2 separate regions of the Homo sapiens genome follow, and region 2 is linked to region 1. Evidence: chromatin contacts called from ENCODE Hi-C or POLR2A ChIA-PET data. All regions are on one chromosome and are shown on one strand. Each heading gives the region's core, a stretch centred on a gene start or an enhancer-like site at or near the end of the contact. The rest is flanking DNA. Distances are from core to core; before and after follow the strand shown.

The links. Hi-C counts contacts between places; a loop is a spot of excess contacts on that map. ChIA-PET counts read pairs that join two places held with the same protein, here RNA polymerase II (POLR2A). Pooled maps may share reads with other maps.
Region 2: a pooled map shows a loop between it and region 1 (6-fold over the local background). The contact joins the promoter of SHBG here to the promoter of KCTD11 in region 1. A Hi-C loop is called at or near these places in 8 of 50 pooled maps. POLR2A ChIA-PET finds 5 or more read pairs at or near these places in 5 of 52 experiments (GM12878, H1, HepG2 and 2 more).

The regions. Positions count from the first base shown.
Region 1 is chr17:7,349,956-7,357,338 of GRCh38, reverse strand. KCTD11 (potassium channel tetramerization domain containing 11) reads right to left here and starts at 5,177. Exons shown (of 1, transcript NM_001363642.1): 1 at 2,395-5,177. The coding sequence starts at 4,513. The coding sequence ends at 3,698. It overlaps ACAP1 (ArfGAP with coiled-coil, ankyrin repeat and PH domains 1), which reads right to left. Exons shown (of 22, transcript NM_014716.4): 19 at 7,285-7,383; 20 at 7,102-7,212; 21 at 6,340-6,389; 22 at 5,862-6,044. The coding sequence ends at 5,944. TMEM95 (transmembrane protein 95) reads right to left here and starts at 2,183. Exons shown (of 7, transcript NM_001320436.2): 1 at 1,966-2,183; 2 at 1,697-1,753; 3 at 1,421-1,501; 4 at 1,290-1,310; 5 at 1,063-1,143; 6 at 860-947; 7 at 120-740. The coding sequence starts at 2,134. The coding sequence ends at 707. RefSeq lists enhancers at 1,589-2,115, 2,116-2,642, 7,379-7,383 and silencers at 5,099-5,868, 5,919-5,978, 6,049-6,108, 6,989-7,128.
Region 2 is chr17:7,628,636-7,635,466 of GRCh38, reverse strand. It overlaps SHBG (sex hormone binding globulin), which reads right to left and starts at 5,332. Exons shown (of 8, transcript NM_001040.5): 1 at 5,184-5,332; 2 at 4,960-5,051; 3 at 4,598-4,787; 4 at 4,106-4,267; 5 at 3,719-3,878; 6 at 3,452-3,588; 7 at 2,508-2,715; 8 at 2,095-2,263. The coding sequence starts at 5,294. The coding sequence ends at 2,115. RefSeq lists an enhancer at 2,752-2,841.

The DNA.
Region 1 (7,383 bases), core at 3,928-6,427:
GCAAAATGTCTACTGGGGTGCAAAATCACCCCCATCTGAGAAGCACTGTGCTACTCTGAGAGTCTCCCATCCTTCCTCTGCCCTCCCCAGTTGCAGACAGAGGCTAGGCAGGGGCAGAGGCCATGAACAGCAAGTTTTACTTAGGCCTGGCAGGATGGAGGCCTCTGAGGGAGGCCAGGATTTCAAACTGTTAACACGATGGAGGGAGGGCATGCCCGCGAACCCACTGATGTGATCTCACTCTAGTGGGGTGAGTTTTCCAGAACATGCATTCCCGGATTCCCCATCAGTCATAGGAGGGCCTGGAATAGCTTCTGGGGCAGATGCCCCCGCTTTCCCGGAACAGGCAGAAGGGGGTGTGGGTGTGGTGGGAGTGGCGTAGGGGATTCTTTCCTTCTGTAGATATTTTCCTGGCATTGTTGACAGCCATGTGATTGGTTGAGGGCTGGAGGGGAGGAACTTTCCAGCTGTGGGTGCCTGGGTTCCCGGGAGGCCATCTGACACTGGGATTGTGGGGGATCTGGGTTTTTGGGGATTTTCTTGTTTTTCATTATCTCACCAACCAGAAGCAGGGATGTCTGGGTTTTAGGGTCTGGAGACTGTCTTTGGAGCTGGGACTAAGGGGCTGACTGGTTCCCCTCCAAGGGATGTGGAAGTTGTGAGTGCATACCCCTTAGAGCTGGAGGCTGGGAGGTTTTCAGCGTCTTCACAAGCCACTTTTTGCTTGGAGGTGGTGGGACCTGAGGGAAGACGAGGGTGGGAAGCCTACGGGAGGGGCCTGGGAGGGACAGAGGGAGGGAGGATGGGTGGTGGAAGGCACTGGGCGGGGTAGGATTCCTGTCTTTATCCCAAAACTCACTCCACCAGGAGGCTCAGAACACCCAGAAGCAGGAAAGCTCCGAAGATGGAGAGGAGCAGAATCTTGGCTTCCCAAAGATCCTGACTTCCTGCAGGGAACCCAGGAGGCAGTGAATGATTCTGGGACCCACACGCACCGACTTGGGAGCCCAAGGGCTCAGGGATCTGGGCAAGGTGGGGCGGGGCCAAGATGGGCGTGAGGACCTGGGAAGCAGCGCTTTCGGGGCCAGCAGGACACCTCCGTCCCCTTGCAGGTGGAGCAGTTGTACAGCGTGGTGCTGCCCCCTGCAGGAGACAGCAGAGGCAACGCTGGGGAGGGGAGGCCGGGCCTCCACCCTGCCTGGTACCCAGCTTCCTCCTGCAGCTGCCAGGCCCTCCTCTGACACCCTGCAGGCCCCAGGTCCTTGCTACCCCTTTCCTTTCCTACTCACGGCAGGCGGGGGGACAGAGAGCTGAAATGAAAGACAAGGAAGGGGTGGGGGTGTGAATGGATGAGCTGCTCACCACACATTCCTTTGGTTAAGACCCTAGGCTCCCCTTGAGGCCCATCCCGCATCGGTACCTTCCCTGGTGTACTCAGGGAGCTTGGTCTTTCGAAGCCAACTCCAATATGAAGGGAGTGAGGAGACAGCCTCTTTGATTTCTGGGGAGGCAGACAGCAGCTCCGTTTCCCTGGGCCTCGACGGGGCCAGTTCCCCCTCTCTTCACGCAGCCCCTCCCTGATCAGCCCTCCTGTCTCTACCCCTCCACCCTTCCCTGCCCACCCCAACCCCTGTCACCCGTCCCTCTCCTTGGTATCCTCCCAAGCCCCTAGGTCACTCTTTCCCCTTGACCTCACCCATGACCCTCAGGACTCTGTGAGTCTTCTCTGTGACTTTGTTCATGGACACCTCATCTGTGGAGATGGGCAAGGACCAGCGATTCCCTCATCAGCCCAGGTTCTGGGGTCTCTCCTGACTTTCCCAGATATGGAGCTCTCTCAGAGGGAAAGGCCAGCATGTCCAGAAAGGGCCACAGATGGAGGGCACAGCTGGAAGGTCACATGCCACCCTCTGGGGGTAGGGGGGTGAGTGCTTGCTGGGCCCATCCCTGGATGTCTGGTCCTACCTAAGGCAAAGGCCGAGAAGTCTGGGGAGGCCCCACATTCCTTCTGCCTGGCCTCCATCTGGCTGCAGAGCCGAGCCAGGCGGCCTGACAAGTCGTGGGCTGGGAGGCGACAGAAGACACAAGCCTGGGCGGCTGCCAGGAAAACCCCGCCTAGTGCCAGCCTCCACATGAGGACCACTGGGGGATGGGGCGGCGCTGCCCCAGCTGAGCCGAGGAATGCTCTGCAGCCCTGGCTCCAGCCCTTGCCTGGAGGTTCTAGAATGTTCCAGAACAATGAACAATGGCACTGCCCATCCTCAGCTGGGGTAAAGCTGGGGCTCAAGGAACTGGGGTCCAGAAGGCATCTCCAGCAGGCGATGGGCAGAGAAAGCAGGGCTTCTGTTGTGAGGGGACAGCACCCCCAACCTGGCCCTCAACAGCCTTCACAAGTTTGTGGTTCCAAAAGCAGTTTTATTTTTCTTCTTGTAAATCATGACCAGTGAGAAATAATGTGTGCCCCACCCCCCACCAGTGAAGAAGCTGTGCGTGAGTATCCCACCCGCTCTGGGACCCAGAAATCCCATCCCTTCCCATCTCCTCCCCCACTGTCCCAAACTCTTCGTCTCCTCTCTCTGCCCTGGGCGGCCTTGGGCCTTCCCCAGCTATCTCCTAGCAACAGGTCCATGGTTGCCTCAGCAACCAAGAGTTCCATACAGGCCTCAGAGGCCCAGCTAAGCCCAGTGACTTCTCTTACCTCTCACCAGGAAGATCCCAGTGACTCAAACCCCAACAGGCCCCTCCTGGCTACGTGGTGATGCATATACATGCGTGCACATAAACACACACACACACACACACACACACACCCTGTGATTAAACTACTAATTGTCAACCACCTCACAGGTATACCACAGACACACCCTGTGCCAGAAGAGTCGCTAGGCAACCCCAAACAGGCCTGGACATGCGGACATCACAGACACTGTAGTCAGCAACACAGATATGAACCAGGATGCCAGGGACCTATACATCAGTCAGCCACACGGGCTGATATGCACGCACACATGAAGAAAGGCCAGGACCCACAGATACTACCCTCTTCCCCCTGGCCAGCCCTGCCATCAGTATGGGATTCTTCCAGATGAGGGATGCTCCAGCCCCATTGCCATGGGGACTGTCCTAGCTCCCATACATCAACCTAGGGTGGGTTGTGGCCTTTCTGCCTCCCTCAGTAGATGGCTTGGAACATAGCAAAGAACTCCTCTTCCGATGTTCCAGAGTGTTCTGGCCTCTCATTGGTCAGGCCAGGCCAGGCCACCCAGCTTCAGGAGTAGAAGCCATGGTCCAAGAGACCGCATTGGGAAAATGCAAAGTCCTCCCTTTTCCCCAGACCTCAATATCCTTCCAGGGTTTTGCTAGGTCTAGTCTGGGTAAAGAGATGTTCCCCCCTTTTCCAAGCCCTTAAACACTGAGCTCCAAATCAAGGAGAGACTGGAGGTGCTCAGCCTTAGGCAAGAACAAGCTGAGAGAACCTTCCCTACCCCTCCCAGGGTCAGCACAGGTTGAGACCTTCTGGACCACTTGTGAGTCCTTGGTGGGCTCAGGTTTGGGAATTCCTGCCCACATCTGAGCTCCAGTCAGGTGCAGGAGAGTCCCGACTCTCATAGCTCCTGAAGCAGAGCTGGAAAGAGGCTTCAGGGGTGCTAGTACCCCATTCTCTCTCCTCCCCACAGTCAAACTGAGAACAGCATCCTCAGTGCCGGACAAAGCGCAGAGACCTGGAGTTGAGCAGGTCTTCGGGGTCGGGGAAGACAGAGTCTAGTCGGAAGCCGTGCTCGAGAGCCACCCGCAGCACCTCCTCCAGGAAGCTTGGGGTGCCCACCACCTCCCGCCGCTCTCCTGGCCCCCCAGTCCACAGCGGCTGCAGCCCCAGTCTCCCATACTCCACCTCGGGGAGTTCCACGGGGCGGGGGGCCCACTCCAGATGAAAATGTGGGCTCCCCTCTGCCCTATCCCCACTGGCCACACCAAATCGGGCCCGCAAAGCACCTAGACACTCAGAGTCGGTGCAGAAAAGGTTGGCTCGGAAGGTGTCCACCTGGACGGAGCTCAGCTCATAGTGATGGGGTCCCCGGCGAGCAGAGAAGTGCACCAGGCGGGGGCTGACATCTACATCTGCGTGGAGCAGGGCAGCTGTGGGTGCAGGGGTCCCCTGAGAGGCCTCCAGTTCCCGCAGCGCGTCCAGGAGGGGCCGGATCTGGTAGAAGTCAGCCTCTGCCCTGAGCAGCGCTGTCTCTCCGTACCCACGGGGCAGGTCCAGGCGGCCCAGCCTCAGGAAATTGAGGATGTGCCGGAAGGCCTTGCCATCCCGGTCGATGAAGTAGTGGCCGCCTCCTTGGGAATTGAGGTTGGGGGGCATGGGGGTGCCGGCCCTAAACATGGCCCCCAGCATAGAGTCTGGGAAGCGGGTCAGGGTCTCCAAAGTGGTGGAATATAGTGTGCCCCCCACATTCAGGGTCACGGGGCCCCCAAAGGAGGGGGGCGAAGAGGGCACAGGAGGAGGAGAAATTTTGGGAAGTACAGGAGACACCGAAAGAAAAGAAAAGGCAGAACTTCCTGGGTGTGTGCAGAATTGGGTCGAAGCTGTCAGATTCGCTGGGTTGGAGGCACAGGTGGAGCACACCCAGTAAGGTTTGGGGCTCACCCCGGCTACTTTGGTGGTGGATGGGGAGGTGGTGTCAGGACACAGAAATCCCCAAAAGGTTGAGAGAAGAGATGAAAAGAGCAGAGGGCAGCCAGAGAGGGGAAGGGAGCTTGAGGTCTGGACGTATCCGATTTGGGGTGGTCAGCGACACCCCTCTGTGGTCTTCAGACAGTGGGTTTCCGGAATCCAACCAGCAGGTGACGGTGGCGAGCACAGGGCCGACTCTGAAGGGATGGCCTCCGAGACCCCGGGCAGATCGCTGCCGCCGTGGACGAGTCCAGCCAGGGCTCTGGGGCCACTCAGAGGCCTGGCCTGGCTGCCGGCGCGGGTCCCAGGAGATGGAGGCCGAACTGACGGGAGCGGATGGCGGAGCCCCCTTGTATCCGCCGGGGAGCGACGATGCGTGCTCAGCCCGGGCTGGGAGTGTCCGAGGGCTCTGATGGAAACAGCCAGGAGTTTCGGGACCCGGCCGCGCCGCCTTCCCTGGGTGTCGCCGCAGCCGCTGAGGTCCTCTCCGCCCCCAGGAAGTGGCCTAAGGGCAGCGGCCCGGGGCCCTTTAAGAGACAGCCCCGCCCCTTGGCGCCCCGCCCCCGCCCCCGCGAGGCTCGCGCGGCCCGGGCGGAGGTGGGAGGCTGGAGGCGAGTCTCGGACGCGAGAGACTGGGCGGACTGGCTGGACTGGCAGACGCTGGCGGGACGGGGTGACTCAGGCACGTCGCCCCGGATGTGGCCACGACCGCCCCGCCGCCGCTCAGGTGTGCCCGATCTCACGTCTGCAAGTCGGCGGGGCTGGAGCCTCTAATCCCACCGCTCAGAGCCCGAGGCCCGGCCGGCCCAGCCCGGGAGCCGAGTCCCTCCCAGCGGCTCCCCCGGGGAATTCCCGAGGGGGCGGGTGCTGAGCCGCCGCATTCCGGGGATGCCTTCCAGCCGGGGTGGCCCGGGCGCGCTCTCTCCGCGGCGGCGCGGGGCCAGCGAGCCCCAGGGCCAGCCCCACCCCTCGGCAGGACTGGGCTGGCCACGTCGCCCCAGCCCGAGAGCCCCCGCCCCGCAGCGCCCTGCGCTCAGGCCGCGGCCGAAGCTGCCGCCTCGCTCCCCGGAGTCGCACCTTGCTGGACTGGAGCTCGCAAACCCCCAGCTGCTCCCCGCACCTCGGGAGCCGCAGCGCCCAACACCCTACGGGCCCGAAGGTGGCGCCCAAGAAGTGAACCAGAAGGGAAGAGCGAAGCACGGAGGCTTTAATGGCAGAGGGCCCGGTGGCGGGGAAGGGAGGCAGGCGCGGGCCCCGTGGGCCTCGGGTCACAGCGTGTGGAGGTCATGACTGCGACGGCTCAGCTTCTCCGGGTCGTCTGACGCCATGAGGGAGAAGTCGCGGAAGATGTCAAGATACGTCTCATCTCCTGGGGGAGGGAGGAAAGGCCGGGAGGCGGCTGGGCCCCAGTGCAGAAGGGCAGGATCCGGCGGTTGGGGCCCACCTGGGGACCTCGCGCTCCGAGCCTGGGTGGGAACGTGCGCGCCGCGGGCACTGCGCCAGCACCTATGCCTTGCCAGGGCCTGGCACGTCGCATGCGCCCAATACGCATTTGTTAAATAACGGAATGAATGCAGCTGGGCACTAGGGAGAGAGGTCACCGTGGACCAGAAGCCCAGAGTTCAGGTGTTGGGCCTGGGGGGTGGGGTGGGTGTATTCTTTACCTGCCTGCCCCTGGGCCGCTTCAGCCTCCCTCATCTTTGCCAGTCGTAGCCTGAAGAGGAGGGAATTAAGAAATGAACGACACTATCTTTGGCCGGGCGCGGTGGCTCACGCCTGTAATCCCAACACTTTGGGAGGCCGAGGCAGGCGGATCACGAGGTCAGGAGATCGAGACCGTCCTGGCCAACATGGTGAAACCCCGTCTCTACTAAAAATACAAAAAATTAGCCGGGGGTGGTGGCGCACGCCTGTAGTCCCAGCTACTCAGGGGAGGCTGAGACAGGAGAATCGCTTGAACCCGGGAGGCGGGGGTTGCAGTGAGCCGAGATCGCGCCCCTGCACTCTAGCCTGGGCGACAGAGTGAGACTCCGTCTCAAAAAAAAAAAAAAAGACTATCCTCACCTCCCCCACAACTTCCCATCCTTTGAGCTGGGTTGCGTTCCGTTCATCTGCCCCCACCCCCGGGGTCACGTCTAGTGCTAAAAAGATGCCTGACAGCAATGTTGATGGGCGAATTACGCCTCTCAGGGTGGGCCAAGCATCCTTGCACCCTGCCCGCCCTCCCGCCTGCCTTCTACTCCACGTCCCAGTGCACACTTCGCGCAGCCTTTCTCGAGCCTGGCCCCGGCGCTGGCCCAGCCCCTTTCCGAGGCCCCACAGCACAGGCTTCTGTTTCGGCGTCAGCCCCGCCCGCCCGCCCGAACGTGGGTGGGCGGGGGTGGGGGGAGTCCCAGCGCCAGCCCCGCCCCTTCAGGCATTCTTACAGGGTGACGATGTCAGCGTTGGCTGTTTCCATGGCGATGGTCAGAGGGTCCCTGCCTTCAGAGTCTCGAGCCCCCAGATCAGCTCCCCGTTTCAGGAACAGGCAGGCGAGCCTGGAGAGAAGAGCCAGGGTCAGCCGGCCGCCCAACTTCTCCCAGCCTTCCTCCCCATGCCATCATCCCTACCCCGTGTGGCCAAGAATGGTTGCGTGGTGCAGCGGGCCCCGGCCCGCACTGTCCGCTTGGTTCACGTTCGCCCCGTTCTGGAGGAGAAACTCACAGGCC
Region 2 (6,831 bases), core at 4,083-6,582, 280 kb before region 1:
GCTGATCTCTGCAGAAGGGGACAGCAGCTCCAGTGAGTGACTCAGCCTGCTGCCTGGGTTACTGGTGAAAAGATTCTTGTAAGAAATTAGGAGTCTTGGACACTGGGATTCTCATGGGGTCTGGAGATGGAGGATGCTTTAACCTAATGGTTCTTTTTAAGTTTTTTTTTGTTTTGTTTTGTTTTTTTGAGACAGAGTCTCACTCTGTCACCCAGGTTGGAGTGCAGTGGCGCAATCTCGGCTCACTGCAACCTCCACCTCCCAGGTTCAAGCAATTCTCCTGCCTCAGCCTCCCGAGTAGCTGGGATTACAGGCGCCCACCATCATGCCCAGCTAATTTTTGTATTTTTAGTAGAGACGGGATTGCACTATGTTGGCCAGATTGGTCTCAAACTCCTGACTTCAGGTGATCCGCCCACCCCGGCCTCCCAAAGTGCTGGGATTAAAGGTGTGAGCTACCACACCTGGCTGACCTAATAGTTCTTGAGAGGAAAGAGGATGGGGGGCTTTAGCCCCAGGGCTCCTTAGTAGGCTGGGAGCTTTGGGCTAGGACACAAGGGTTCCTAAGAGGGCAGAAGACTGGGAGCTGAGGGGTAGGGGCTATGGGCTTGGATACGAGGGTTCCCCAGGGAGGGATGCTGGGCACCAGCATTCTCTAGAGGTCTGTGGTTGAGAGCTGGGTCACCGTATTCTTTGAGGGGAGAGATATTCCCAAATCTGTCTGTTTTTCCCAGCTGGGACCAGCACAAGCCAGTTCTTGCTTAATGGAGTAGAGACAAATTTGTCTGGGAAGGCAGCAAGTGGACCAAGACTAGGAGAGAGAGAGAGAGACGCGACTTTCTCCCTCTGCTCTCCTCCCTTTTTCTTTCTCCCTGCCTCCACCCCTTTTTCCAGAACCCCTACCCACATCTCTCTGTGACCCTCTCACGCCCCCTGCTGCTTCTTCCCTGGGCAGCAATGGCCAGTCCAAGGACCAGATGACTGAGATGTCAAAATCCCATCTCTTCCCTTCCTCCTGATCTCTCTGGACCAGCCACAGAGGCAGGAAACTGGTCTCAAAGGGAGTAGCTTCTGCGGAACCAGGTGGGTCCTGGCTTCCAGAAAGTGACCTGTATCCAGAGTATGTCTGTCTGTCGGGGTTTTTGCTGGGATCTCAGCCTAAGAAGTCCTCATTTCCAGCCGGACGCAATGGCTCACGCCTGTAATCCCAGCACTTTGGGAGGCCGAGGCAGGAGGATCACCCGAGGTCAGGAGTTCTAGACCAGCCTGGCCAACATGGTGAAACCCCACCTCTACTAAAAATACAAAAAATTAGCTGGGGGTGGTGGTGCACGCCTGTAATCCCAGCTACTCGGGAGGCTGAGGCAAAAGAATCGCTTGAACCCGCGAGGCGGAGGTTGCAGTGAGCCGAGATCACGCCATTGCACTCCAGCCTGGGCAACAAGAGCGGGAAACTCCATCTCAAAAAAAAAAAAAAAAAGAAGTCCTCATTTCCTTAGAGAAACTCTCCTTGACGCTCAGACTAAGTTAAGGCCTCCTAGTCTCCATGTTTTCTATTTTTTCTTTTTTCTTTTTTTTTGAGATGGACTCTTGCTCTGTTGCCCAGGCTGGAGTGTAGTGGCGCGATCTCGGCTCACTGCAAGCTCCGCCTCCCGGGTTCACACCATTCTCCTGCCTCAGCCTCTCGAGCAGCCGGGACTACAGGCGCCCGCCACCATGCCCAGCTAATTTTTTTGTATTTTCAGTAGAGACGGGGTTTCACCGTGTTAGCCAGGATGGTCTCGATCTCCTGACCTTGTGGTCCGCCCGCCTCTGCCTCCCAAAGTGCTGGGATTACAGGCGTGAGCCACCACGCCCGGCCAGTCTCCATGTTTTCACAACTCTCCAATTCTTCTTTATCAGTGCTTCCAACTATCCACTTATTAGTTAGCCTTTGATGGATGTCTGCTTCCCTATGGGACTGTGGGCACCAAGAGGGTAGGAACCAGAGTGTTTTTGCTCATTAAGACAACTCAATACTTGGCACAGTGCCTGGTACATTGCTAGTGCACAGTGAATATTTGTTGAATAAATGAATAATCAGTAACTTTCAAAGGGGGTTCTTAGGTGGAGCTTTAATGGGAAGCGTCAGTGCCATTGCCTGGGCTCTGGGGGCAGCTGTGAGTCCAGATCTCATGGCTTCTGTTCAGGGCCTGGTCCACATCCAGCCTCTGACCTTGTGCCCAAAGGCCATTCAGGCAAAAAGAGGTGGAAGAGTCTTCTCCTAGAGGGAGGTAGTGCAAAGGTGGCATTAGAGCATTAAGGTGGCTCGGATCCAGAATCTTCTCCCCACTTTTCCACTCCTCCAACCTGAGTTTGCAAAAGCACTACCTTCCACTGCCCCCATATCTTCTTCTTGTGGCCTATTCTTCTTCCCTCCCAGAGGTTTCCTTCCCCTCAAAATGTGCCGCCTCCCTTGAGCTGTTTCCAATGTTGTGCTCATGAACTTGAACATCATTCTCTCTTACCTGGTAAAGCCCCCAGGAAGAGACGCCCTTGAGGCTTGGCCCAGAGGTTAAGGAGGGGAGCCAGGCCTAAGGGAGGCAGGGCAAGGGCCTTCATCTTCGACCCTTGGCTCAAGACCACCCTGGACATACTCAGCTTCAGCTGAAGAGGGAGTCCCAAGACCAGGGGCAGATCCAGCCCTGGCCCCGACCCAGAAGACAACACCACCTTCTGCAGAGTGTGTGGGAAAGGGACGGTAGAGAGAGAGGGAAGAATGAGCCGGGCCTACTGCCTGTGGCCTCACCCCTAGCTGCCTTAATTCTGCCTCTTCGCTATGCCTCCACCTACTGGCCATTCTCACCACTTAAATCCTGCCCCAATTTTTTTTGGCTTGACCCTTTTTGAAACCACACCTGCCCCAAGTAAATATGCAGTCTAAGTCAAAACTGTTTGCTTGCTGTGGGGAGCTTCAAGATATGTCCCTCGCCCCTACCACCCACCTGAGTGCCATCCATAAGCCTTATTTTTATTTTTATTTTTTTGAGACAGGGTCTCACTGTGGCCCAGGTCAGAGTGCAGTGGCACATCATAGCTCACTGCAGCTTCAAACTCCTGGGCTCAAGTGAACCTCCTGCCTCAGGCTCCTAAATAGCTAGGGCAGCAGACATGTGCTACCATGCCTGGCTAATTTTTTTTTTTTTTTAGACAGAGGTCTCTGCTATGTTGCCCAGGCTGGTGTCAAACTCCTGGCCTCAAGTGATCCTCTGGTCTTGGCCTCCAGCACCTGGGATTACAGGCAAGCACCACCATGCCTGGCTAATTATTAATGAAAAACAATTCTGTGGAGCCAGTCTTGTTATGTTCCCTGGGCTGGAAACCTTCCTAATATTGACATGTTGGACTCCCCTCTTCCCTCATTGCTCCAGGCTCCACTGAATACAGGCAATGCCCCACTGTCCCCCTTTACTTGATCTTGGAGGTGGAGACTGAGCCAAGATGGGTTCTCTGGTGTCCCAAGAGCAAGGAGGTGGCCTGAGCCTGCTGCCTGCTTGAGTCCCAGGTCCAAAGAGAAGGCCCAGGGCTCTGCATGAGGCTGGGGAATGTCTGTGGGGAGAAATGATTATCCTGAGGCCTCAAAGCTGGGGTCTCAAGGAGGAAAGGGGCCAGTGGTAGAGGGGGACAGAGGCAGGCTGAGCTGGCCAGGGTGGGAAAAATAGACTCCGAGGAAATCTACCTCGGAGATTGAATTCTGCCTGAGTCCCTGGAGGGAGAAATATCCCGGGATTTGATTCTACATCACAGCTTCTGAGGCTAGTGGGGGCAGATGCTGAGATCTCGGCCTGTTTGTCCAGCCAGGAATCCCGGCGCAGGCAGCCATCCAGGGCAGGAACCAGCTGGAGTGTGACAGAGATAAGATACGGGGATGTAGAAATCAGGGCATCGGAGCCGCAGTCCCGACCTCCCTGCCCTCAGTTGACTCCCCTCTGAGCATTTGGCCTCCCCCTTGCAGCTCTCAACCCTTCCCTTCTCCCTAAAAGTGTGGACTTAGATTCCCACGGCCAGCCACCCAGCAGTGCTTTACCAAGTCTTGGCTAGGGTTCCACCCCTGGGGTGTAGTTACCGGCAACCGAAGGTTGGAAGCGGGGAAGAGCAGCCCCCCAAGCGCAATCCTCATGATGGGATGGCGTTTGCTGGTCAGGGGCCCAGAGACCTGTCTCAGGCGCAGCACCTCCTCCCCATCCACCTCCAGCAGCACAGAGTCCCCCTCCATCTTGACTTCCACCTGCAGGAAGGTGGGAAGCAAAATCAGAGGCCCCTGGGATCTGTTTCTGCCACCTTCCTGTGAGGCAGCCTAGTACTATAGTGGAAAGAACATGCCTTAAAGAAGCAGCTAGCATCCTTGGCCTTGGGTCACTCAGCTCTTGTCACTTATATACTGACTGAGCCTTAGAATTCCCATCAGAAAAGATGGGGCCAAGAATAGCTACTTTGTGGGGGTTCGTGTGGATTAAACGAGATGACAGTGGTAGAGGGATGCCCAATAACTTGGTTTTGTTCCCTTTCCTCAGACCAGCTCCAGACATCCCTCCCCTGAGGACCAGAGCTAGCTTACCTGGTGCCATCTCCCATCATCCAGCCGTGGTCCAGCACCCACCGTAAGCTGGGCCCAGTGATTGTGCAGTTGGATCTCAGGCCTGCCGTCTCGAAGTCCCAGCATAAACCAGTCATCCTTAGGGTTGGTATCCCCATAAAAAATCACTCCCTCTGGGTCCCAGGTTCGAACCTCAAAGGAGGAGGAGGTTCTGGAAGGACACAGAAGGAAAGATTGTGTATGTCATGTGTCCTTTGAGAACCAGTGTGGGTTTGGGGGAGATGGTGTTCACAGATAAGGAAAGGAAGACAGGGAAAAGAGAAGAGCTGATGGAGAGAGGGCAGAACCAGGGGACTGGGTCAAGGGCTAGGCCAACCCCATACTTTGTGATCTTGGTGAGGTCAAAGGTCATGACAGCGATAGGCTCTTGTCCTGGGCCATTGCTGAGGTGGACAGCCGGAGGGTCGTGGGCACTCTATCAGAAAGAGAAAACAAACAAAGCTGAGTAGGGACATGTCAGAGACAGACAGAGGGAGAGGCCCTGCTACAGGGCCAGAGGAGAGAAGGGAAGACTGCATGAGCTGAGTGCCCTGTCCCGCTCCTGCACCTGGGTGGGGAGAACAGGTCTCAGGGCCCATCCCTGGCGGGTGTGACGCAGTAGTAGCAACAGCAGCAACAGCAGCAGGCGCGAGGTAGCCAGTGGGCCTCTGCTCTCCATAATCAGCCACTGTCCACTCGGCGGCTCAGACAACTCTTGGGAGAATGTGTAGAGGCAGGCAGCCTTGCGTGTGGGCGGTGGAGGGTTAAAGGTTGCCCGGGGAGGAGGGGGTAAAGGAAACAGGGGCACTGACCCTTGACCCCTGCCCAGGGGCCCAGTCACAAGACTCAGCTATCACCCCTCTGGGGATCAATGGGGTGAAGGACAGAGTCCCCTCCACTATCATCCTCCACTGCCGAGAAAGTTTCTGAACTGGGAGAGGATATTCCATCTCCCCTCTCCTCCTCTAGGGCCTGATCTAGGTCCTCCAAGATTTCTGTCCACTCGGGGAGCCTGCATTCACAGGCCTGAGGTCTAGAAACAGTCCTCCCCTGCGTCCCAAGTAGCATCCTGTATCAGGACTAGAAATGAGATAATGGAATCCTAAATTTCTAGCTGAGTGACCTTGGGCAAGTCACTTCACCTCTGTGCTTCAGTGTCCTTGTCTGTAAAATGAGGAAAATAATACTTTACGGGGTGACTGTGAAAGAGGGTTCATTGAGAAAATGCAGGCACAGTGCCTGGCATCTGGTCTGAACTCCTCCCCCAGTCTTTTCCCAGGCCTCTGAGGCCTGTCTCCCAAGAAGGTATTGTCTGTGTGTATGATTCAGTGAATATTAAGAAGGGACCTGCCCCCCGCCTCTCAGTTATCTTCCCTTATCCATTTATTACAGGGCCTAAACAGTCTAGCAGTAGAAATCACCCACTCCCTGACCCATTTTATTTTATTTTATTTTATTTTATTTTATTTTATTTTAGACAGAGTCTTGCTCTATCACCCAGGCTGGAGTGCAGTGGCGTGATCTCGGCTCACTGCTGCCTCTGCCTCTCGAGTTCAAGCGATCCTCCTGTCTCAGCCTCCTTAGTAGTTGGGACTACAGGTGCACGCACCACCACGCCCAGCAAATTTTTTTGTGTTTTTAGTAGAGACGGGGATTTCACCACGTTGCCCAGGCTGATCTCGAACCTCTGACCTGAAATGATCCGCCCACCTCAGCCTCCCAAAGTACCTGGATTACAGGCATTAGCCACAAGGCCCGACCCTCCCTGACGCATTTTATTTTATTTATTTATTTTGAGATGGAGTTTCGCTTTTGTTGCCCAGGCTGGAGTGCAATGGCACGATCTCGGCTCACTGTAACCTCCACCTCCCAGGTTCAAGCGATTCTCCTGTCTCAGCCTCCCGAGTAGCTGGGAGTAAAGGCATGCGCCACCACACCTGTCTAATTTTTGTATTTTTAGTAGAGACGGGGTTTCACCATGTTGGTCAGGCTGGTCTCAAATTCCTGATCTCAGGTGATCCGCCTGCCTCTGCCTCCCAAAATGCTGGGATTACAGGTGTGAGCCACTGTGCCCACCCCATGACCCATTTTAAAATGCAAATGACAGACCGGGCTTGGTGGGTCACATCTGTAATCCCAGCACTTTAGAAGGCTGAGGCGGGCAGATCACTTGAGGTCAGGAGTTCCAGACCAGCCTGGCCAACATAGTGAAACCC